3 separate regions of the Homo sapiens genome follow, and regions 1 and 3 are each linked to region 2. The links are chromatin loops, found by intact Hi-C in ENCODE. Cell type or tissue: sigmoid colon. All regions are shown on one strand. Links, peaks and the distances in the headings refer to the core of each region. The heading gives the core; the rest is flanking DNA.

Region 1 (7,299 bases), core at 1,579-6,578, 60 kb after region 2:
CTGATGAGGTTTGGCCCTTGGATAATGAGCCAGATTTAGATAAACAGAGAAGAAGGAGCATATGCCTGGGAACCAGCATGAATAAAAGCAAGTGAGCAGAGATGTTCAGAGGATGAGGGGGACGGAGAAGAGCCCAGCATGAAGATGGCTGAAAGGACTGAGAAATGAAAATGGATGGGAAGGGTTGAGTATATCTATGTTTTTATGTACCCACTTCTGAGAAATGCACTCTCTGGCTGCTGAAGGACCTCTCCTGCATTCCATCCATGAGGCAGTGGAGGGGCCACCATCAAGGTACCTAACGACAATGGCATGGGAATCCAGCCAGGCCGGTCAGCATGCCTCCAGCAACCCTCGTTGACAGACATTCCAGAAATGCTCTTGTGGAGGGAATGAAACTGGCCTTCAGAAGGCAGCAGATGAAAGAGAGGGAGTGGCAGCACCCCATGGTTCCCAAGGCCCACCAGGGGCCCACTTGCACCACTGTCCTTCCTGTGGTTTGGGTACACGAAGCTTCCAAATATACTCTCCCCCTTTAAGCCTAAGACTCACCTGCCACCAGGAGTCCTGCCATACAATGAGATGGTGCCAGAGCACAAGAATTCCCTGTTTGGGGTTAAGCGATGGACCAAGAGGTAGAGGAACCCCCACCAGGAACCAGACAGACACCCCACATCTCAGAAGTCATCCAGCCTTATTTATCAGTAACAACTTTTGAAATCTCTAGCCTTGGTTAATAAATTGTGGTTGATTCCATTAACATTATTTTGAAATGCCATCAAAACCCTTTTTACTGAAGCCTCAAGGATTAGTTTGTGTCTGAATCAGCACACCAAGGCTCACTGATCTGAGCCAGCATGAATACACTTCAAAACAGAGGGATCTCGAGGTTGCTGGTGAAACGAGGGCACAAGTCTTTTATCCGCAGGCTGGAGGTCTGGTTGCTATCAGCCCTCTAAGGGAACTCCGTGGCAGGTTTATGGTAGGATGGAGGTAAGATGATGGTGGAAGATCATTCTCCTTGCCAAAGAAGTGACAAGGAAGCATTTCCAGGCCCCCCGGGCTCTGCTGTCCGTTCTCTTTGCATGTTTTTATGCCTTATTTGGATTGCAAATGTACACACACAGCAAAGCGTCCCTGCTGGTTGAGATGTCAGACAGCATTTGTTATTCCAGTTCACTTTTATGAAGAAGCCACAATAACTCTGGTTCCTATTTAGTGCCTTTGAAAGCTGATTTCTTACATGTGGAGCTCCAGTAGCCAATTCAAGCTTCCTGAAATCACAATATACCCAAGGGGTAGACACAGGGGCCAGACCTCTTTGGAGGGCCACACTGCTGAGGCGCTGTAAATGTCTAATGTGGAAGCAAGTGTTCCTTTATAAAAAGACACAGTGCCTCAAAGATTTAATAACTTAGAAAATGTTCATGAGATAGTATGTGAAAAATTCAGGTTATATAACTGTGCAGTGCAATCCCATTTCTATAAATAAACATATGCATACGTCTATACACATATAGTCTGTGTGTGTATGTGTGTACATACATTTAAAAGATACTGAAGTGATACACACCAAAATGTTAACAACAGTTATCTTGCAGGACAGCAGGAGGGGGCTTGTAGGTGACTATTTTATTTCCTTTTCTTTGCTTCACCACATTTTCTCTTTTTTATTTAATTTTTATTATTATTATTATTATCTTGAGACGGAGTCTTGCTCTGTGGCCCAGGCTGGAGTGCAGTGGCTTGATCTCTGCTCACTGCAACCTCCCAGGTTCAAGCAATTCTCCTGCCTCAGCCTCCTAAGTAACTGGGACCGCAGGAGTGTGCCACCACACCTGGCTAATTTTTGTATTTTTAGTAGAGACGGGGTTTCACCATGTTGGCCAGGCTGGTCTCGAACTCCTGACCTCAGGTGATCTGCCCACCTTGGCCTCTCAAAGTGCTGGGATTACAGGTGTGAGCCACCATGCCTGGCCTACTTGGATAATTTTTTAAAGCTATTTTTGAAATGAGCATCTCTCAGATTTCCTGTAAACAAATATTGAAAGCCCACAGTTGTAGGAGTTTTGGAGGGTAGGGGGAAAATGGGGGTAGGCATGTATGTTGTTTGTTGCTATATCACTTTATTGCAATGTACAAGAGGGCTAGGAGTTGCCCAGTGTCTGAGAAGCTCATATCAACCACATAAAGGATGGTTCTCCAGTTCTTATTCTCACTTAACCATAAATAAACCCACTAGATAATAGCTGGCTGGTACCAGAACACATAACCCCTCCATAACCAGGCTTTTATACTCAGTCCGGATAACTCTATGTGCACTACTTGCTGCCTGAGGTTTGGTGGAAATCACTTAATCACAATACTCCAAGACATCACCTTTCATCCCCAGTAGATAGAATCCCCAGCAAAGCCAAGATGCTAGCACTTATTAGCAGTTCTTAAATGGCCTTACCTGCCCCCATTCAGCCTATTAGCTCTATTGTAAGACTGTCAAAACCGAAAAAGTTAACCTTAAATGGATTTCTTATTTTTATTTATTTACTTAGATGGAGTCTCTCCCTGTCGCCCAGGCTGGAGTGCAATGGCACCATCTCAGTTCAATGCAAACTCTGCCTCCCAGGTTCAAACAATTCTCCTGCCTCAGCCTCCTGAGTAGCTGGGAATACAGGTGCGCACCACCATGCCTGGCTAATTTTTCTTATCTTTAGTAGAGACAGGGTTTCACCATGTTGGCCAGGCTGGTCTTGAACTCCTGACCTCATGATCCACCCACCCCTGAGCTCACTGCAATAGAAGTACATGCTCACACACGATCATTGCACATACACAAGTAATGCCCAGTGCCTAGGCGTGTGGATTTTGGAGCCAAATAGTCTTCAGTTGATTTGCTTCAGCTGCATTATCTGATTTATCATAACAACCCTCTGAGGGTAGAATATCCTCCATTTTAACAGATAGGGAAACAGGGGCCTGCAGAAGTGAAGGAACTTGCCGTAGGTCACGAAGACAGAAAGTGAAAGCTGGAAACCAAGTGCATATTTCCCTGACTCCAGAGCCTGGGTTTTTAAAAAGTCTCCTGCCAGGTTATTTCCACCACTCCGACAAGAATATGACTGTGGGGATGTGTACATCTTCAGGACCCATGTCACCAAGCTGTTTGAGATGATGATGGTTTGTTTCCCAGCAAGCTCTTCCAAGCAACAGCCTAGACTGTCTTTCCCTTTTCTTGTACCTTCTCTACCTCCCACTTTTCACTGGTGTGCTACACACACACACACACACACACACACACACGGAGTCTTCATGAAATAACTGCTTGCATTTGACGCTACCAATGTGGGTTTCAGACCCTGTTGCGGCTGCAACAGAGCCCGTTTCAAGTGGCACAGGTGGGCGTCCACTCACTGCTCCAAGTTATGAGGCACTGAGGTCTCTTCTAAAGGGTCTGAGTTGAGGCCAATGGCTTATTTGTTAGGACGGTCGGTGAAGAGCTCAGCCATCTTCCCTAAACTTCCTTGCAAACAGCAGCTGCAGATGCCCACGAAGAGGCTGGGGGAGTGGCCATTTTAAACAGGCCCCAAAGAGCTCTTGGGACTTGGCTTCCCTACCCTTTGTGTCCCTCGTAGGGTGACTGGGAGGCTCTCAGGAGTTTTCCCGGGCAGATTAACTTTGACAGAACATAGCACATAGCCTGCACAGAGTATGTGACCCATCTCCTCTTTATAGAAGCTGGCCACGGCCGCCATTTTCAGGATCTATCAAGGCTCCTGAGGGAGGCGGCAGTTCAGAGCCTGCAAAGATTGGGGAAAGTGTGGGGCCAGAGAGGCTGGATAGAAGTCCTTGGGTCACAGCCTTCCTCATCTGAAAAATAAGTGTGTGGATGGATCCAGCAGGAGCCTGACTTAGAGTGGGCCTTCCAAGAATCTCTAGTAGAGCAAATCTAACTTAACTTTTTAACTTAATTTTTTAAACTTAATATCAATCTCAAGACCTAAATATGAGTCTAGCCAGCTGCCCTGCCTGCCACCAGGTTTACTTGTAGTGGCAAATCATGTTCCCCTAGTAAGCAGGATGAAGCTGACACGAGCCATTGTTCATGAGGCAATTATTCTAAGGAGGGAAAGCAGGGGTATGGGGAACATAATATGGGAGGCTGCTGTGGGGCACACAGAGTTAATGCGCACTTTTCTCCACAAGCATACACCACAACCGCAACAGGAGCTAATTACTCTTGTTAATTACCTAGCCCTGGGTCAGATCCCAAGGCTGGTTAAAGATAATCAAAGACTAAGCTCATCAATTCTTCCTTAGAGTATTACAGAAAGTCTAAGTTTGAATGCATAAATCTTTTTCATTGGTTCTGACTACCTCTGAGATAACTTCTCTGCACAAATGAAAATAATTTTGCAGTTGAGCACAGCAACTTCCCCACTTCCTCCTTCTTGTCTTTTAAGATACCCCCTGCCCCAAATATTTCTTCTGGTATTCTTCTCTCTGCATGTAACATGATATCAGTGGGAAGTTTGGCAAAAATAAGTTAATAAATTAACAATTAATAAACTAAAAGTCTACATACAAAATGATTCCATTTATTTAACATTCTGGAAAAGACAAAACTGTACAGATGGAGGACAGATCAGTGGTTGCTGGCTGGGGAAGGATGGAAGGTCTGACCACAAACAGGCGGCATTGTGGAATTTGAGAAATGATAGAACTCTTCCGAGCATGATCGTGGTGATAGAAATACAATGCTATGCGGCCCAGGCGCTGTGGCTCACGTCTGTAATCCCAGCACTTTGGGAGGCCAAGGCGGGAGGATCACCTGAGGTCAGGAGTTCAAGACCAGTCTGGCCAAAATGGCGAAACCCTATCTCTACTAAAAATACTAAAAATAGCTGGGTGTGGTGACGCATGCCTGTAACCCCAGCTACTTGGGAGGCTGAGGCAGGAGAATCACTTGAGCCCGGGAGGCGGAGGTTGCAGTGAGCTGAGATCACACCACTGCACTCCAATCTGGGCAACAGAAAAAAAAAAAAAAGAAAGAAAAATGTTCTGCATTTGTCAAAACCCATACGCCATAAGGAGTGAATTTTGCTGTATTTTACTGTGTGAAAGCGAAAAAGAAATGTGAAAAGAGAACAAGAAAACTTATTCTCACTCTTTTGGGCAGTTTTTTTGTTGTTGTTAATTTGTCTTTATTACTAGAAATTACAAAGATATCTTTTTCTGACAAACAAAATCTTTGAAATTCTAGCAGAAGCAGGGCAGGGGCAAATATTGGCATGTTTCACTAATTTGTCCTAAATGTCCTGTATCTACCGGTTTTGAAAAGATTCAGCAGGTGTAGATTTTTTTCCCCTGGGAATGGGACTGGTGTCTACAAAAGCAGAGTGTAGCAAATGCTTAGACAATTTTCCAGTGAGATCAGTCAAGTCTTAATCTCCATGACGCCAAAATACTGGGCTGCAAAGTGGAAAGGTCAGTCAACCGCCCAGCTGTTTTGTGTCTGTGTGTCCCCCCAGTGTATGTGACTGTTCGGAGACAGGTTGCAGATCCTGTGGCCGGTGCCAGGGAGGTGCCATCATAGTTGGAAGCTTTCCCCAATAACAAATTTCTTTACACATCCACAACTCCCTTCACAGGGGCAGCTACAGCCTGTTCTTTGTCATCTAATTTCAACAGCAGTTGCTTACAAAAAAACAAATCAGTGACTTTATGATGAGTTCTAATAGGCATCTTTCTTTTCTTCTTCTTGGGGCCCGCCTAGCAACTCCTCCAAAAAGCTGACGCAACAAGGAAGGCTTTAATATCACAAAGGTCATTCATTATCACAGCCACCTAAAAACTTACAACCTTTCCAAAGTAATCACACCAGAACTGATAGACAGTTTTGCATTCATTTGTAATGTTAAGTACTTAATCAACAAGTTAAATATTCTTCAGGTTCACAAGTCTGATGACAACATCTGAATCATTTTTTCTATTGAAGGAAGAGGGTGTCTGATTAGGGTTGACAGATGCATATAAGAAAGCACATAGGTTTACCTACACACTTCTTTTTCCTGTTGGGAATATGATAATGTGATAAAATTAGATCTTAAGGTGTTTGCATGCTTATACCTCTAAAATTTTACGCATGGCTTTGTTGCAGAAGAAAAAGGATTTGGGAAAGTAGTCTTAGAGATGGATCCCTACTGCATGGGTTATCTGTCCACAGTGTGCTTGGCTTACCTGGGTGTCAGGGAGCAGTCTGTGAACCCCGAAAACTTGAGACAGGTCTCAGTTAATTTAGAAAGTTTATTTTGCCAAGGTTGAGGACGCACGCCTGTGACACAGCCTCACAAGGTCCTGACAACATGTGCCCAAGGTGGTCAGAGCACAGCTTGTTTTTATACATTTTAGAGAGACAGGTGACATCAATCAACATATGTAAAATGAACACTGGTTTGGTCTGGAAAGATGGGACAACTCAAAGCAGGGAGGGGCTTCCAGGCCACAGGTAGGTGAGAGACAAACAGTTGCATTCTTTTGAGTTTCTGATTAGCCTTTCCAAAGGAGGCCATCAGATATGCATTTATCTCAGTGAGCAGAGGGATGACTTTGAATAGAATGGGAGGCAGGTTTGCCCTAAGCAGTTCCCAGCTTGAGTTCTCCCTTTAGCTTAGTGATTTTAGGGGCCCAAGATATTTTCCTTTCACAGTTCATATCCTGGAGGTAAACCCTTAGATTCAAATTTGTAGAATCACAGACTCTCAAGTTAGCAGAGGCCTTAAGGGAGCTTTGGTTAGCTTTTCTTGAGTGCAAGGACAAGAGAACACTCAAGTTAGCTCAAGAAATTGGAGTTTCTTGCAAGAATATACTTGCGCCTGTGTCTGAAGCTGAAAAACCATGAGGAACCCAGACAGCTCTGGGGACCCGTGGCTTGATGTGTCTCTTTCAGGCCACACGGTTTCTCTATCAAGATATCTCTGCCTCTCTCTGTTCACGTGCTCCCTCCCCTCTCTCATGAAATAAACTCTTTGTTTTAGATGCATCCTAATTTCAACTTGTTCCTGGCCCATCATGACTTCTGTGGGCCCTCAGCATCAAAACCATTGCAAGCTTGCTGGTTCACACTTTCTTCGTTTTTAAAGCCGAGAAAGAAAATGTGATTGGTTCAGCTCACTTTTCCATGCTCGGCCCCATTACATGTCACTATCAGCCTGTGAATTGACTGCCCTGTGATCAGGTGTCCACCTAAACTGCTCAGTATGCAATCGGGGAACCTGTCTCAAAACAGTCTTTCTGGCAGCAGGG
Region 2 (7,299 bases), core at 925-5,924:
AATATGAAGACAACCAGAGAACACACATGGTAAAGGGAATGTGTGCCCCGACATTCCTCCCACTGCCTCAACTTCTGCCAACTTCTAGATGGGTGGGAACTGAGCTCCTGAGAGCAAGCTGGGCCAGCCATCTGTGCAGCATCTGTGCGTGACAGCGGCAGAGGCCATGGTGGCACACTGATCTCTCAGAGATCACGTGCAGCTGGAGAACTCTAAGTGGCTTCAGCAGTTAGGGGATAGGCAGGAAAAAAGTGAACCCCTAATGGACTCTGAGCAGAAATGGCCAGAGGGGAAGACAGAAAGCCAAGACTGTAGGAAGGGAAGAAGTTAGTAGCTGATTGAGCCCAAATGAGGTTCTTCTTTGTTCTCTTCTCCCACTCAACTACTCTTCTCTATTTTTTTTAGAGATGGTGTCTTGCTCTGTCACCCAGGTTGGAGTGTCACTATGATGACTCACTGTGGTCTCGAACTCCTGTGCTCAAGCACTCCTCCCACCTCAACTTCCCAAGCAGCTAGAATTACAAGCATGAACCACTGCACCTAGCCTTCTCTTCCTCTCTTAACAACCCATCTCACTCCTTCTTGCCTCAGTGGCTCATTTGTTTTTTTTTTTAAGAGACAGAGTCTCATTCTGTCACCCAGGCTGGAGTGCAGTGGCATGATCTCGGCTCACTGCAACCTCTGCCTCCCGGGTTCAAGCGATTCTCCTGCCTCAACCTCCCGAGCAGCTGGGACTACAGGGGCCTGCCACCACACTCGGCTAATTTTTGTATTTTCAGTAGAGATGGGGTTTTGCCACGTTGGCCAGGCTGGTCTCGAACTCCTGACCTCAGGTGATCTACCTGAATGGCTCACTTCTTCTTTCTCATTCCCTCCAGCCACAAATCCAGCCCTATATCCTCTTTATTGCTTCATTTTCTAAAATGGCCAGGCCAGCGAGTGTCATCCATGTGAGGGAACTAAGTCACCAGCCTCTTCCTTCCCACTCTGCTTCTGCCTTCATCCTGCATCCTCTCACCTCCTGCTTCTCAGAAGACACACAGAATTTCTCTGCTGGACCAACCACAGGCTTGGGTGCCCCCTGCCAAAAACACCTTTAGCTGCCACAGTGCCTGAAATGCCAGCACTGTCATCAATTCCTTTGGTTTCTGTCTTAAAATATTAATATGCCTGGAAAAATAAAAAATCTTGTTTCTAACATTCTAAATAATTGTTGAGAAGACCAACTACCTCTTTGCTGTGCCTTGGGAACCTTGGCCAGCTGGGGTTGGCATCAAGAGATGGTTTAGGGAATAGGGGGAGAAGGTGGAGAGACTGATGCAAAACTTAACCCATTATGCAATTTTGTCCTGGAGTAACCTCACCCTTGGCTTGGCTTTGGGGAAAGGAGTAGTAATTCCTCTGTGGCTGAAGCTGTAGGTGTTCCAGCTGTGTCCCCTTGGCTTCCCTTAGCATTTACCTGCAGACATTTTTCAAATAACAGTGGGGACAGTCAGAAGACCAGGAGTGGTGATGCCCCGCAGAAACTAATGCAGGACAATCCTGAGGAGTGTTCTCATGGTCTCTCAGAGTGCTCCAGCAATAACCCATTCAATAATGTACCTTTTATTGCTCACTGCTCAGAGCGCTTTCTGTATCACCTCTGAAAAATACGACTCATGCCCAGATTCTTGTTTCACATTTTGTTTCAAGGGGAATCCAAACTCAAACACCATATATAAGGGACCTTTCCCTTTGATTCCTACTACTCATAGGGGAGAAAATAAAGCCCACTGGCTCCTAAAAAATCCACTGACCCAGATTACAGGAATGTGCATTGAAAGTTTAAATGCATATACCCTTAGACCCAGAATCCTAGAAGTTTACCTAAGAAAATTAGCACACTGGTTGTGCAAAACTGTCTAAGGATGCATATCATCACATAGAAGGGTAATATTGGGAAGCCACTTAATGTCCAGCAATACCAAATAGGTTAATCATGGTATATCCCGTGTTGCCATTAGAAATGATGATATAGGCCAGGCGCGGTGGCTCATGCCTGTAATCCCAGCACTTTGGGAAGCCAAGGCGGGTGGATCACCTGAAGTCGGGAGTTCAAGAGCAGTCTGACCAACATGGTGAAACCCTGTCTCTACTAAAAATACAAAATTAGCCGGGCATGGTGGCGCATGCCTGTAATCCCAGCTACTTGGGAGGCTGAGGCTTGAACCTGGGAGGCGGAGGTTGCGGTGAGCCGAGATCGCGCCACTACACTCCAGCCTGGGCAACAAGAGTGAAACTCTGTCTCAAAAAAAAGGAAAAGAAAAAAAAGAAATGATGATACAGATTTTTAGACAGCTTTGCATGTCTGTGGTGCTTATATAAATACACCTACATACATATAGCTACATGTGCACATGAAGAATCTGGAAGAATGACAACGAAATGTTAACAATAGTTATGTCTGGGAAGAAGGATTGGGGGTTGTGGATCACTTTCCTTTTCTTCTTTACACCTTTCTGAATTGGAATATATACATATATAACTTGGGACTTTAAAATTTTTGAAACTTGAAAAAAAATTGTAATTAGAAATCAATGGCCTCGGCGCCAGAGAACTGAATTTCATAGCTCAAACTCGTTCTCCCAACAGGAGCTATTGGTCTCACCACCAAGGGGAGGTTGGAACAGACCCACAGAAGGGAACTGTCCCACTTAGCCAGGCAGTGGCTGTTCTAAGCAAGTCAGCAAACACATCTGCCAACTGGCAGCCATGGGAGAGCATGTCATGTCACGTGTCCAGCATGTGTGGCCCCATCTGACTCAGAGGCAACACGCACAGCTCTGGCGCCATAATCAGGGTCGCGGGTTGGGATCAGCTGTGCCTCCCCATCCCCACCCCCTACAGACCACCTCCCCTTACCCTGCCTGCCTGGAGCCCCAGCTGGCTCTTGGAAGGTCCCTTTCCAATTTGCTCCACATTCGGGAGTTTCTTATTCCCACGGGAAGAACTCGTTGCCATGGCGATGTGCGCCTCCCAACCCTGAAGCCCGCCCTGGAAGCGAAATCCTTGCCTGGGCTCCCAGGCTGAGCCGGAGGACCCCGGGGGTTCACCTAGCCCTCTGGGATAAGGGGCTTTAGTCTCTATATTCTTTGGGCTTGGGGGTTGGGGACAGTGGGAGGATTAATTATGGAGGCAAGGTCAGAGGAAAAGGGAAAAATGGGAAAGATTTTATTTAAAGCCCCTGGTCATTCTTGCCTTTCCGCCCGCCCACCACGACCCCTCAAGCCAGATGCCGTCTCTAGTTCGGGAGCGTTGGATGAGGATGCCAGGCACTCTGCTTTTCCTAAACAACTTCCAAGAACCCCGGAACATTTCTTAAAGTGTCTGGAACGAAGCTTTAACCTCGCCTGCTCCATCAGCCTGGGACGGAAAAGACGCGAGGGGCGAAGAAGAGGTGGGGCACGGGGAGCCCGGGCCGTTCGGCGTAAGTGATCCAGGCTTCCAGCGCCCCGGGCGCACCCCGCGGAAAGGCGTCTGGGAGTCGGGGACGTGCGGGGGGAGACCACCCGGCCAACCCCGGGGGATGAGCTGCAAGGCTGGCCACGCCCGGCAGGAGACTGCGCGCAGAGACCCGCCCGGGGAAGCACGGGAGGAGGGAGGGCGGCCATGTACAACCCCTGGCAGGTGGGAGCCTCCCTGGCGCCAGCTCGGGCAGGGCCACGCCCCTTCCCAACTCCCCGCGCTCGGCCTCCGGACTGCTCAGGGGGCCACGCCCCTTCCGGATTCCCCGCGCTAGGCCTCCGGACCGCTCAGCGGCCCCGCCCCTTCTCGAGTTCTCCGCGCTCGGCCTCCGGACGGCTCAGGGGGCCACGCCCCGTCGCCCGGGGCCCCGCCCACTCCTCAAGCCCCACGGGACTCCCAGCCTACCTCCCTCCCGCTGCCGCACTGGACTCCCAGACCTCGGCACCAACCGTATCTCCTGTTACTCGCCCCAGGGTGGTTGCCCGGGGAAAAACTCCAAGGGTTTCACTGGCTGGCCTGGAAACCCTTTCATCTTTGCTCCATCAGCAGCAGCTCTTTGATTGAGTTCTCCTGGCTTTAGAGCCTCCCACTATGGTCATGCTGCAAATTCCCGTGGCCAGCACCCGAGGCCTGCTGGCTCCGATCTGGGCCACGTGTACAACCAGGTGTGCCCCCTTAGCCTCACGCCCTCCTCCTGTTGCCTCCCCATCCCTCTAGCCTTCGGGACTTGGGGTTGCAATGAATCTTAGGTTTTTTCCAGGAGTCTTTTATTCCTCCAGCGTCTCCGTGCGCCTGTCCGCTCCAACACCTGACATTTTCCTTCAACTCCACCCTCCCCTCCCCGAGTCCACAGACACACACCCACCCACACGCCTCTTCCCTTCCCCTCCACCCTCAGTCAGCGGCAGAGTCAGTCCATCCAATAGGCAGGAGCCCAAAAGACTGTCCACGGACAGCTGTCCTCTCGCCCAGGAGAGTGGGGCTGCACACAGCAGCAGGCCCAGGAGGAAATCGTGCTTTGATAGCCCCAGGCATCGTATTTCATCGTATTTCACAAGTGAGCCAAATGGAGAAGGGATTAGCTGTTTCACCCAATAAGCCCACATCTGTAGTTACATTCTGACTGGGATAAAATTACCCTGGTTATTAATCCTTCTGCTTTAGGGCATAAGCTGATCACCAGCTGGGGTCAGGAAAAAACTCCACCCCAGCTCCTTCCAACTTGCTCCCCCATCCTCAGCTGCTCCATTTCCTGTGGTCTATTCTTGCACAGTTAGGTCTACAAGCCAGGTTCAAGGCCACCAACTGAGGCACCTGTCCCGAGACAGGACCATTCTAATCTGCCCTGAAAAGGACATCCCATTGATCATGTAAGTATGTACTGAGAATCTACTGTGGGCAAGACATTGGTCTTCGCTGTGGGAGATACAAAAACCATTCAGGCATGGCCCTTGCCTTTTTCATGCCAAGAAAAGCTGAAGTGTGTGGTCAGAAATTGCATGTGGTTTCTGGGACTTACTGCCCTGAAGCACCCTGGGTGTATCGGATGGCCTCAGGGAACACAGTTTGGGTATGGGCAGTATTTTCATGCCCATTGCCATTCCCTTCTGCCTCAAGTGTATGTGGGCTTTCCCTGCAGTCAGCCAGCAGGCCAGGCCAGGGTGGCTTTGTTTCTGTCTCTGACCCTTTCTCTTCAGACTCCAAATCTGCAGGTGCTGGAGACTTTGAAGGAGTCTCCGTTTCCCTTGGTAGAAACAAGAGGTAGGAACAAGCAGGTGGAAAGCCAGGGTTACTCCTTCCAGCCAATGGGTCTGGGGCTGCAGCACACAAAGTTGACATCCCGAAAGGCCATTTTCCTCGATCGCTTCAGACCTGGCATTGGGTGGACAGACCACATGATTCAGCATCCAAATTGGAGATCTCTCAATAACAGAAAGAGGTGCCATTGATAATTTCGTGGAACTTTCCTGAGCACACCAGGGTGTGCTCATTCTTCCTGAGGGGTCATCTCCCTTGGGCATCGTAAGAGGCACCACTGAGACACAACAGCTTTTGTCACCATTTCCCAATTGTGTCCCAAGCTCTCTGTCCTCTTCCCTGTGCTGGTCATCTCACAGTCTTCTTCTGCAGGTAGATCCCCCCTACTTCAGCCCTTCCTCCCACCTCAGCTCCTTTGTTCCCGCTGCCATGCCCAGAACAACCTATATTTCCACTCTCCAACCTTGGATCAACCCAACTGTGTTTTCACGCTACTATGTCCAGGATACTGGATGATACTAGAGATAGCCATCAGTAACATTCATTACATGAATAAGTCTGGGTTGATCCTGTGACACAGTTATGCCTTCTACCCTCTGCTGCTTCTCAACATTGCTCAGTCCTTATGTTGGTGTTCTCATTTCACATGATAGAGTTCCAAACCTTTTGTAGCCCGAATCGTCATCTATCCCCTAATTCTTGGAAAAGACCCTAACTTCACCAATAGCAACAACAATCAAAACCAACTGAACAAACAAAAAAATACTTAAGATACGAACCTCTCAGATTTTCTGAACTCTCCACCTCCAGACTAAATTTGTGGATGGATACCTATCTGTTGACCAGACCCTCCCTCTTCAATGAAAACTGCCTCTCCTTCCACTCCATCTGTGAGGCACCCTTGGATGCTGACATGTGCTTACATAGGACTTCCTGTCCACAGCCAGAATTAGCCAGAATTCACTGACCCATGGTTGGACTCCTAAAATACTCAAGATGAGAGACATGTTACTTTTCTTTACTATAGTAACTATCAAATGCATCCCATAACCTTATGTTGTAAATGTCAAATATGCACAATAAAATTTATTTGAAAAAATAAAGCTGGAAAATTGAAAGTAATGAATGTTCAGTTAAAATCTGCAAACAAGCTAATAAATAAATACTCAAGATGGCCCAGTGACAGCCTTTCTCTAGAGTTTTTGATTTGAGGCCAAGAAGGTTAGTGCAGCCTTTCTCCCATGGCTGTCACTGTGAAGATAAACATTTGGGAATTGATGGCAGCCTTGTTTCTCCACCAGGCTGAAGAAACTAGGACCTGCGGGGGCTGAGACTGGAGTGAAACAGATGTGAAGAGAAAAGTCCTGGGTCCAGGTGGTCCTGGGGCCCAGCCATGCTCTTGTTTTTTTTTTTTTGTTTGTTTTTTGTTTGTTTGTTTGTTTGTTTTGTTTTAATAGATTTAAATTGGTTCCTGCCAGGTACAGTCAAAGGCCTTTTTACCTGCTTCTCAGAGAATTTCCCTCCGCCTGCCTGTGGCTAATTCCTTCTCCTGCACCCTTGGTTCAGCCTCACCTGGCGACCCTTGTTCCATCACTTCCACCACTTCTCTAGAATCTTCAGTCATTTCAGCAATACATATGTTCATCTTCCTGCCCAAAAACTGAATAAGCAAAGACTTTCTTTCATCTCTGACCCTCTTCAACTTCTGCCCTTCCCTTCTACTCACTATCTCTATTTTCTCACCTCCTACTTAATGCCCAATCTGCTGCTGCTATCTTGCTCCATTTCTTCTTCCCATTTTCCTGAGGCTACTCTCTTGACAGGGAGTGCATTGCAGAATATGTCCAATTTCTTGTGTTTATGTTACTTGTCTGCAGCATCTGGCATCAGTAACCACCTCCTCTTTCTCAAAACTCCCACTGCACTTGATGGTTTTCCTGCTGGTTCTTGACCTGATGCAGAAAAGCTTGACCTGCAGAAGCTGTACTAGAAGCAATCAGGATCTAAAGCTCTAGACTTTTCCAACCTGCCTCTCAT
Region 3 (7,299 bases), core at 1,520-6,519, 470 kb before region 2:
GACAAAAGCACAGGGCCAGAATTCCCAACCAGTTGCTGGATCTGCACTGTAAACTCCATTCTGGGTCCTGCTGTGACTGTTGCCAAGACATCATGACTCAGCACTCTCCCTGAGACCCACCACATGCAACGCAAGGAGACAGGTTACCCCATCACCCATTTCATGCACACACCAGGATGCAGATGCACTCAGTGAAAAGAGGACTGAGCTTTCTGCATTTGGAAAACTGCCTGAGATGGTGGGGGTGTGTGAAGATAGCCTAGGCAGTGTAACTCAATTTAGTTAAAAAAAAAAAAAAAAAAGGCAGCTGGGCGCAGTGGCTCATGCCTGTAATCCCAGCACTTTGGGAGGCCGAGGCGGGCGGATCACGAGGCCAGGAGTTTGAGACCAGCCTGACCAACATGGTGAAACCCTGTCTCTACTAAAAATACAAAAATTAGCCAGGTGTGGTGGCGTGCACCTGTAATCCCAGCTACTCATGAGGCTGAGGCAGGACAATCACTTGAACCCGGGAGGTGGACGTTGCAGTGAATCAAAATCATGCCGCTGCACTCCAGCCTGGGCAACAGAGTGAGATTCCATCTCAAAAAAAAAAAAATATGACTTGAACTTAGTCTTGGTCCTCCGGACAGCAGATCCTGAGACAAACGCTTGAGTGCAAAAATTTATTGGGATGTGTGATCCAGCAAGTAGGAGTAAAAGACAAGACGGATGAAGGACAGAGGATGGAAACCAATACAAGGATGAGTTATTAAGTTGGCCACAGCTCCTGGCGAATGGTTCCTGGCTGTTTCTGGGCTGCCTGAGGAGTTGCATGAAAGATGTTTCAGGGCTGTCCATCTGGGGGAAGAAAGGAAAACATTTATCCATTAGCACTTAGACTCCATTGATCACTCCTGGGTTGGGCAAAATGCATGGGCCCCCGACGGCTTAGAGAAGCTCCAGGGCAGACTCTGGAAGCTCCAGCAGAGGTGTGAGGCAAAGGCATGAGGCAAGGCCCCAGCAGGAAGCTGCTCAGAACCTGCATCAGTAGCTGGAATGAGGGACAAGGGACACCCAAAGGCACTGAGGTCATACCCAAGAGGTGCCTGGTGCACAGTCCAGATTTAAAATTGGTTGCTGCTGGAAAACCATCTTCTTAGAATCTGTTCATCTTTAGCAAATTGCTGATCCCTAAGTAATGACCCCTGTAAGAGTTAAGTAATGTCAGCAGGATACTTGTTTCAAGCACCATTCCATCCATGAACAGAGCCAGCATTTGCAAGTATGTTCTTTGCTTCCTGTGTCAAAATATGAAGCTTTCATGAATGCTCCAGAGATTATATCTGAAAACAGATTTACTCCAGACATCTAGTCTAGCACATGCGGCCCAACTTAATGTCCTATAGAGATAATAAAGAGTTGAAAGAATAAAACTGTTCATTTTATACACATAGGTAAGAAACCATATCTCCACTCATTTTCAGAGCATCTTTGACTTTCCAGAAGCAACTTTCTTTTAGGCTGGGTGGTTTAAATACAGTTTGAAAATAATGTGAATTTTCACACTGTGTTCTCATATAAGGCCCCTGAAAATTTTTCTTCTCTGAAAATACAATATTGACTCTTTTATGGCCAAATTAAGCTACAACAAATAAGGTACGATTCTATTTTCCTTTTCACTGTAAACAGTCTCTATTGTTTAAAATAATATGGTCCTCTGGAGGCCAAGGTGGGAGGGTTGCTTGAGGCCAAGAGTTTAAACCCAGCCTGGGCAACATAGCAAGACACCCATCTCTACAAAATGTTAAAAAATTAGCCAAGTATGGTGGTGTACACCTGTAGTCCCAGCTAATAAGGAGGCTGAGGAAGGAGAATCACTTGAGCCCAGGAGTTCAAGGCTGCACTGAGCTATGATTGCACCACTGCACTCCAGCCTGGGCAACAGAGCCAGACCCTGTATCCAAAAAAAAAAAAAAAAAAAGAAATGCTTCTCTGGCTCATAAACCTATTGCTGAGAAATTTGCCACTGGCTATTAAGCCAATCCTTGGAAAACTAATTGTAAACAAAGTGTTTTGGATCTTGCTACACAGCTGCTCAACTCTTCTATTTGAGAATGAAGTGTAATGAAATTACAACTTAAACTTATTGAGAGGAAGAGCTCAGTAATGCTGTTGAAGACTTGGAATCCTTCTAGCTGGAAAAGCAACAAATAGCCAAGGCGCAGAAGGCTTCACTCAAGCTCAAAGGCAGCAAGCAGAGAAAACCTAGTCCCTCGGGCTATCAGCCACTGTGATCCCTCTCCATTAATACACCAGGCTTAATTAGTTAAATTAACCTATTAGAGGTTGGATATTTATTTTTTAATTAACCAATTATTAGCAATTTAAATAAAATTTATATCTACCATGAGAATTCTACGTGCCTATAAGAGCTTTTAACGTCTTAACAAGACTGTAAATTAGAAACTATTATCTCTATGTACAAATAAAGTACCTGGGCACAGAGATGCTAAGGAAGTCCTCCAAAGTCATACAGCTAAGTAGTGCCAGAGCTGGATTTAAACTCAGGTGACACTATAGAGTACCCCCAATGCCTCCTTAATCTACATCTTCAATCCTTTTTTTTTTTTTTGAGGTGGAATCTGGCTCTGTTGCCCAGGCTGGAGTGCAATGGTGTAATCTTGGCTCACTGCAGCCTCTACATCCCAGGTTAAAGTGATTCTCCTTCCTCAGTCTCCCAAGCAGCTGGGACTATAGACTCATGCCACCATGCCTGGCTAATTTTTGTACTTTTAGTAGAGATGGGGTTTCACCATGTTGGCCAGGCTGGTGTTGAACCCCTGACCTCAGCTGATCTATCTGCCTATCTGCCTCGGCCTCCCTCAATGCTCTGTTTGTCAAAAACAACAATTTGTCACATGGCATAACAAAGAAATCAAGGGGAAGGAGTAGACCTTCATTATGGCAAATTAATCTTGTGCAGATCCCTTGATCCCAGCTCCTTCTATCTCTCAGAGCCTAGGAGGAGTTACGGAGAAACGGTGCGGCAAAGTTAACACTGAGCTTCATCGATATCCTCCAGCTGCAAATGTTACTAGATGCTTCTTCAACAAACTACCTGCCTGAGGACAGTGCACATGAACACATCATAGGCTCTGTAAAATCCTCTGGCAAAGAAACCTGTTTGCCCGAGGATCCCTTTTTGAGGAGCATCTACTTGACACTCATTTGGAAGAAGGCAGTTTCAAAATCACCGAGGTGCAGAATATCACAAAATAATAAATTTGAAACCACAGCCCCTTGGTACCAGGCAGTTCCCACTGGTACTCGGAGTGGAGCCGTCACAGCTTGTCCTGGCATCCCAAACAGAAAATGTATGTATGGATTTCTCACTAACTTAAGAGGAGTCTGACTATTCATTGGCTCAACAAGTATTTATGGGGCATGAGGAGTCAGGCACAGTGCTGGCTCACGAAACTTACAGTCCGGTGGGGAGGGTGAATTTTGCCCGGTTGTACATTTGATGAGTATTACAAAAGAGAAGATGAAAGAGCTACAGGATCCTGTAACTGGAGGACCTGATCTGGCCCAGGCACCAGGGAAGTGACATTTCACCTGAGGCCAGAGGAATAAGTGGGAGGGGAATGGGCTGGGGGTGGGCTATGCAGGGAGACCTATGTGGGCAAAGGGCCTTTCTCCTGGTAAGTTTCTACTCACCCAGCCTCCACCTGGACATCCTCCCTCCCTTCCTCCCTCCCCAGGAGCTGGGCTGAGGGCCGCCCTACTGCTATCCATGGCACTTGTCACCCAGAGCCCTGGTGAACTGTTTGCTTGTATGCAGCACCCCTCACCACATGAAGAGCATCTCAAGGGCTAGGAGTCTCGTTTCTTGTATCCCTGGTCCACCGCCTGATCTCCAGCACACATGAGGTATCCATCAAAATGTTAGCGAAAGGAAAGGAGGAAGGGAGGGAGGGAGGAAAAGAGGGAACAAAGTAATTAACGAATCCCTAGCTGCAGGCACAGGTTGATTCTCTGCAATGTCTCCTTTTCTGTCACAGAGAAAAAGAGCACAGTTAGAGTTCACAGGGACCGCGCCCTGCCACACATTAATTTATTCTCCAAACATTTGTGGAAGTTGCTAGAGACACAGATGCAACGTGTTTTCAGGGAGCTTATGATCTAGCAGTGGAAGCGCAACAGAAGTGCAATTCTTTCATCCTTTTGCCCACATAAAGCAGGCAAGGCACGACGAATTTTGATGTCAACTGCCCAGGCAGGACTTTGTCCCAGCCCAGCGACCCTCACGAGGCCAAGGGCAGAGATGATAGTTGTAATATACTCTTCTGTCCATTTCCTTGATATTCTCCTCAAGGGGTGGGGGGCGCCTGAAATCCATCTGCCCCGGGGAGAAGGGCCTCGTGGGCCAGCGCAGCTTGCTCCTCTGCAGACCCAGAAGCATTTGTGCGTCCCGGGCGTGGCAGGCCCGGCGCCCACTCCGCCCTCCCGCCCCTCCCCCGCGCCACGTCACCCGGGTCACGTGAGTGACCAGGCTCCTCACCCCAACCCCCCTCCCTACTCCCGCCAGACTCAGCTGCTCTCCCCGGGAGCTGGGGAGCCGGGGGCGGGCAGCCGCGTCTGTCCTGCCCCTCCTCGCCCCCTCCCCCGCAGCCTGAGGAGGGCGTTAAGCAAGGGGCTTCGGAGAAATTAGAACCAGCGTTCTAAATTAAGGGGAGCAGATGTCCTTGTTTTGCTCGCGAGGCCTGGGTGGCCTGCTGTTCAGACAGAAATCGTTGAGGCGCTGACCTTCCGGGACTGCTGTCAATCTCCGCGTGCAGATGGCCAGCCCGGAGCCTCGCCGCTCCCCTGCATTGGAAATGCGGCAGCCGGGGGTGCCGGCAGCTTGAGAGAAAAGTCTGCGTGGAGGGGGGGTGGGGGGGATGAGGGGAGGCCCGGGGAGACAGAGGGCAGGAGAAAAAGGCCGGCCCCGCTCACAATGGAGCCCCTGTGGCGGCCCCTCCGAGACAATGCGGTCCCCCGGGACCCGCGGTGGGTTGCGCCAGGCCAGTCCGCGCTCCAGCTGCCTCTTCAGAACAAGGCAGTGCAAATGTGCCCACTTGATTCTAAATCCTCTTAGGCGCTGTCCATGTGAACAAGGAAAGGGGTGGCCCTACGATCCTTTACAATCGGAGGCCTGGGGAGGCCTGGGAGCCCTGGAGCTCCGGAAAATGTCTGCACCACGCATGCAAATGGGTCATTTCGCTTGGAGAGAGGCATCTGGCGACATCGGCAGAAAGGCTCTCTGCCCGGTAGACGGTGAACAAAACCCACAAAACCAGCCAGCCAACAGCGTGCACTAAACACCCCTCTCTGGCCCTTCAATGCCACCCGGAGTCCTGAAACATTTTCAGGTTGTTTCCCCTGGAGAGACGTCCCATGAAATGTTCAGAAAAGCCAGCTGAGCTGTGCAAAGTCATTAGTCACCCAGGTATTTACACTGTTTTTCCTATTTCCTTTCTCTTTTGGCCTCTGTGGTCAGTGGTATAAAATTCCTAGGAACTCCCACCTAAACACCAGCTTCCTGTTTATTCTTGCAGTGGCTTTAATGTTTCGCTGTTAAAAGCGGTTGACCAAGACACTGAAACAATCAGTAGAGGTTCGCAGGTGAATGGAAAAAAAAATTTAATTAAAAAATATATCTACTGCTCAGGTCAAAGGTCCAGGTTCATTTTTACTGCTTATGTCAGAATCGCAAAGGGGAAAAGGTAAAATTAAAATGTAACTTAATGCCTAAGATCTTGGTTCAGTTTCATTTGGCCCCTGTGTCTACATGAACCTATAAAATACGATACACTAAAGTATGAATGTTTTCATTTCTAGCAGTGGAAGGCCTTTTTTTTTTCAATGTGGCATGACGTTCTTTTGTTAGAGAAGGTTAAAGTTCAAAAGTTCATATATTAGCACAATCTGTGTGCTCCTGCGTGTGCCTTACACCTCGCTATGCCTGTTCCGCCTTAATTTCCTGCAGCAAAACCTTGCATTTACAGAGCCATCAGAATTGCAGCCTCCCTGGCCTGGAAAAGAACCCTCGAAGTCACCTCATTCAACCCTTTTCCAATACTGAATTCCCTGTATGGCCCCTAGGGAGTGTTAGTGATGGGACCCTTTCTACCTCAGATTTTATAAATTTATTTTTTAGAGACAAGGATCCACTCTCTCGCCCAGGCTGGAGTGCAGTAGTACCATCACAGCTCACTGCAGTCTCTAACTCCTGGGCTCAAGTGGATCCTCCCACCTCAGCCTATGAGTAGCTGGGACTACAGGCATGTGCCACCATACCTGGCTAATTTTTTAAATTTTTTGCAGAGATGGGTTCTTGCTATGTTGCCCAGGCTGTTTGTTTGTTTGTTTGTTTGTTTTTAAGAGGGAGTCTTGCTCTGTCACCCAGGCTGGAGTGCAGTGGTGAGATCTCGGCTCACTGAAAGCACCGCCTCTCAGGTTCCAGCTATTCTCCTGCCTCAGCCTTCCAAGTAGCTGGGACTACAGGTGTGTGCCACCACGCCTGGCTAATTTTTGTGTTTTTAGTAGAGACGGGATTTCACCACCTTGGCCAGGCTGGTCTCGAATTGATCCACCCGCTTAGGCCTCCCCAAGTGCTGAGATTACAGGTGTAAGCCACTGCGCCCAGCCCCAGGCTAGTTTTGAACTCCTGGCTTCCAGTGATTCTCCTGCCTCAGTCTCCCAAAGTGCTGGGATTACAGGTGGGAGCCACCGTGCCTGGGTAACAATCTTATTTTTCATAAATGTCTTCTATCTATAAAACCAAAATATGTCTCCACTTATGGAGTCATGCGGAATAAATCTAATTTCTTTTGCACATGATATTACCCTACAAATGTTTTGGAGATAGCTCTGCTGTCCCCACACAGTCTTCTCCCTGCTAAACATCCTGAGATCCTGCAGCAATTTCTCTCATGGGTGTGAGCCTCTCGCATCACCCTGAGTTATCTAGCGATGCTCTAGTTAGTGTAAATCCTTTAGAAACTAAAGACAGAAATTCAACTCATGCCGAAACTCAGCTTCTTAGGCAGCACGGGGGAACATGGGTTAAAACCAAAAGACAGATCGGTCGGACCATGTTTGAGTTACTCAGACAAAACTACATTTCAGTTTCTCATTTTAGTCCTTTTCTCTTCTAGGTCATTTATGCCACACTCAGTTATGAAGCCTAGGAAAGAAGAAAAAAGACCTACTATGTGCTAGTTCATGTGCTTGCAATGTATCCTCACAGAGACCCTCTGAGTGGGTTCTATGGTT

Evidence for each region. Peaks named below come from ENCODE experiments on the same cell type or tissue, not always from the same donor. Only the 100,000 strongest peaks of a DNase experiment are listed, where the experiment ranks them.
Region 1: a loop joins it to region 2, with 4 times the contacts of the local background. A loop is called at or near these places in 4 of 110 quality-filtered maps.
Region 3: a loop joins it to region 2, with 4 times the contacts of the local background. A loop is called at or near these places in 2 of 110 quality-filtered maps.

What each region holds. Positions count from the first base shown.
Region 1 is chr10:31,659,508-31,666,806 of GRCh38, forward strand. No RefSeq gene overlaps it. Among named protein-coding and RNA genes, the nearest start is that of MACORIS, 44 kb to the right of the region's middle. RefSeq lists enhancers at 5,842-6,713, 6,714-7,299. In sigmoid colon, for the core only: no CTCF peak of the experiment used is centred there; a DNase peak (open chromatin) is centred at 5,534.
Region 2 is chr10:31,599,854-31,607,152 of GRCh38, forward strand. LOC124906892 reads left to right here and starts at 3,009. Exons shown (of 4, transcript XM_067756347.1): 1 at 3,009-3,466; 2 at 4,403-4,561; 3 at 4,778-4,874; 4 at 6,073-6,365. The coding sequence starts at 3,169. The coding sequence ends at 6,229. It overlaps LOC105376484 (a long non-coding RNA gene), which reads right to left. Exons shown (of 3, transcript XR_930803.3): 3 at 3,181-7,299. RefSeq lists a silencer at 3,421-4,010. In sigmoid colon, for the core only: no CTCF peak of the experiment used is centred there; DNase peaks (open chromatin) are centred at 2,768, 3,738 and 4,408; H3K4me3 peaks cover 1,706 bases; H3K27ac peaks cover 2,089 bases.
Region 3 is chr10:31,129,332-31,136,630 of GRCh38, forward strand. All of the region lies in intron 2 of LOC105376481 (a long non-coding RNA gene), which reads left to right. LOC105376482 (a long non-coding RNA gene) reads right to left here and starts at 4,873. Exons shown (of 4, transcript XR_001747412.2): 1 at 4,789-4,873; 2 at 3,834-4,034; 3 at 1,078-1,187; 4 at 652-840. It overlaps LOC105376483 (a long non-coding RNA gene), which reads left to right and starts at 4,569. Exons shown (of 3, transcript XR_930798.3): 1 at 4,569-5,470; 2 at 7,182-7,299. RefSeq lists silencers at 4,533-4,892, 4,953-5,002. In sigmoid colon, for the core only: no CTCF peak of the experiment used is centred there; DNase peaks (open chromatin) are centred at 3,786, 4,510 and 5,102; H3K4me3 peaks cover 1,506 bases; H3K27ac peaks cover 1,836 bases.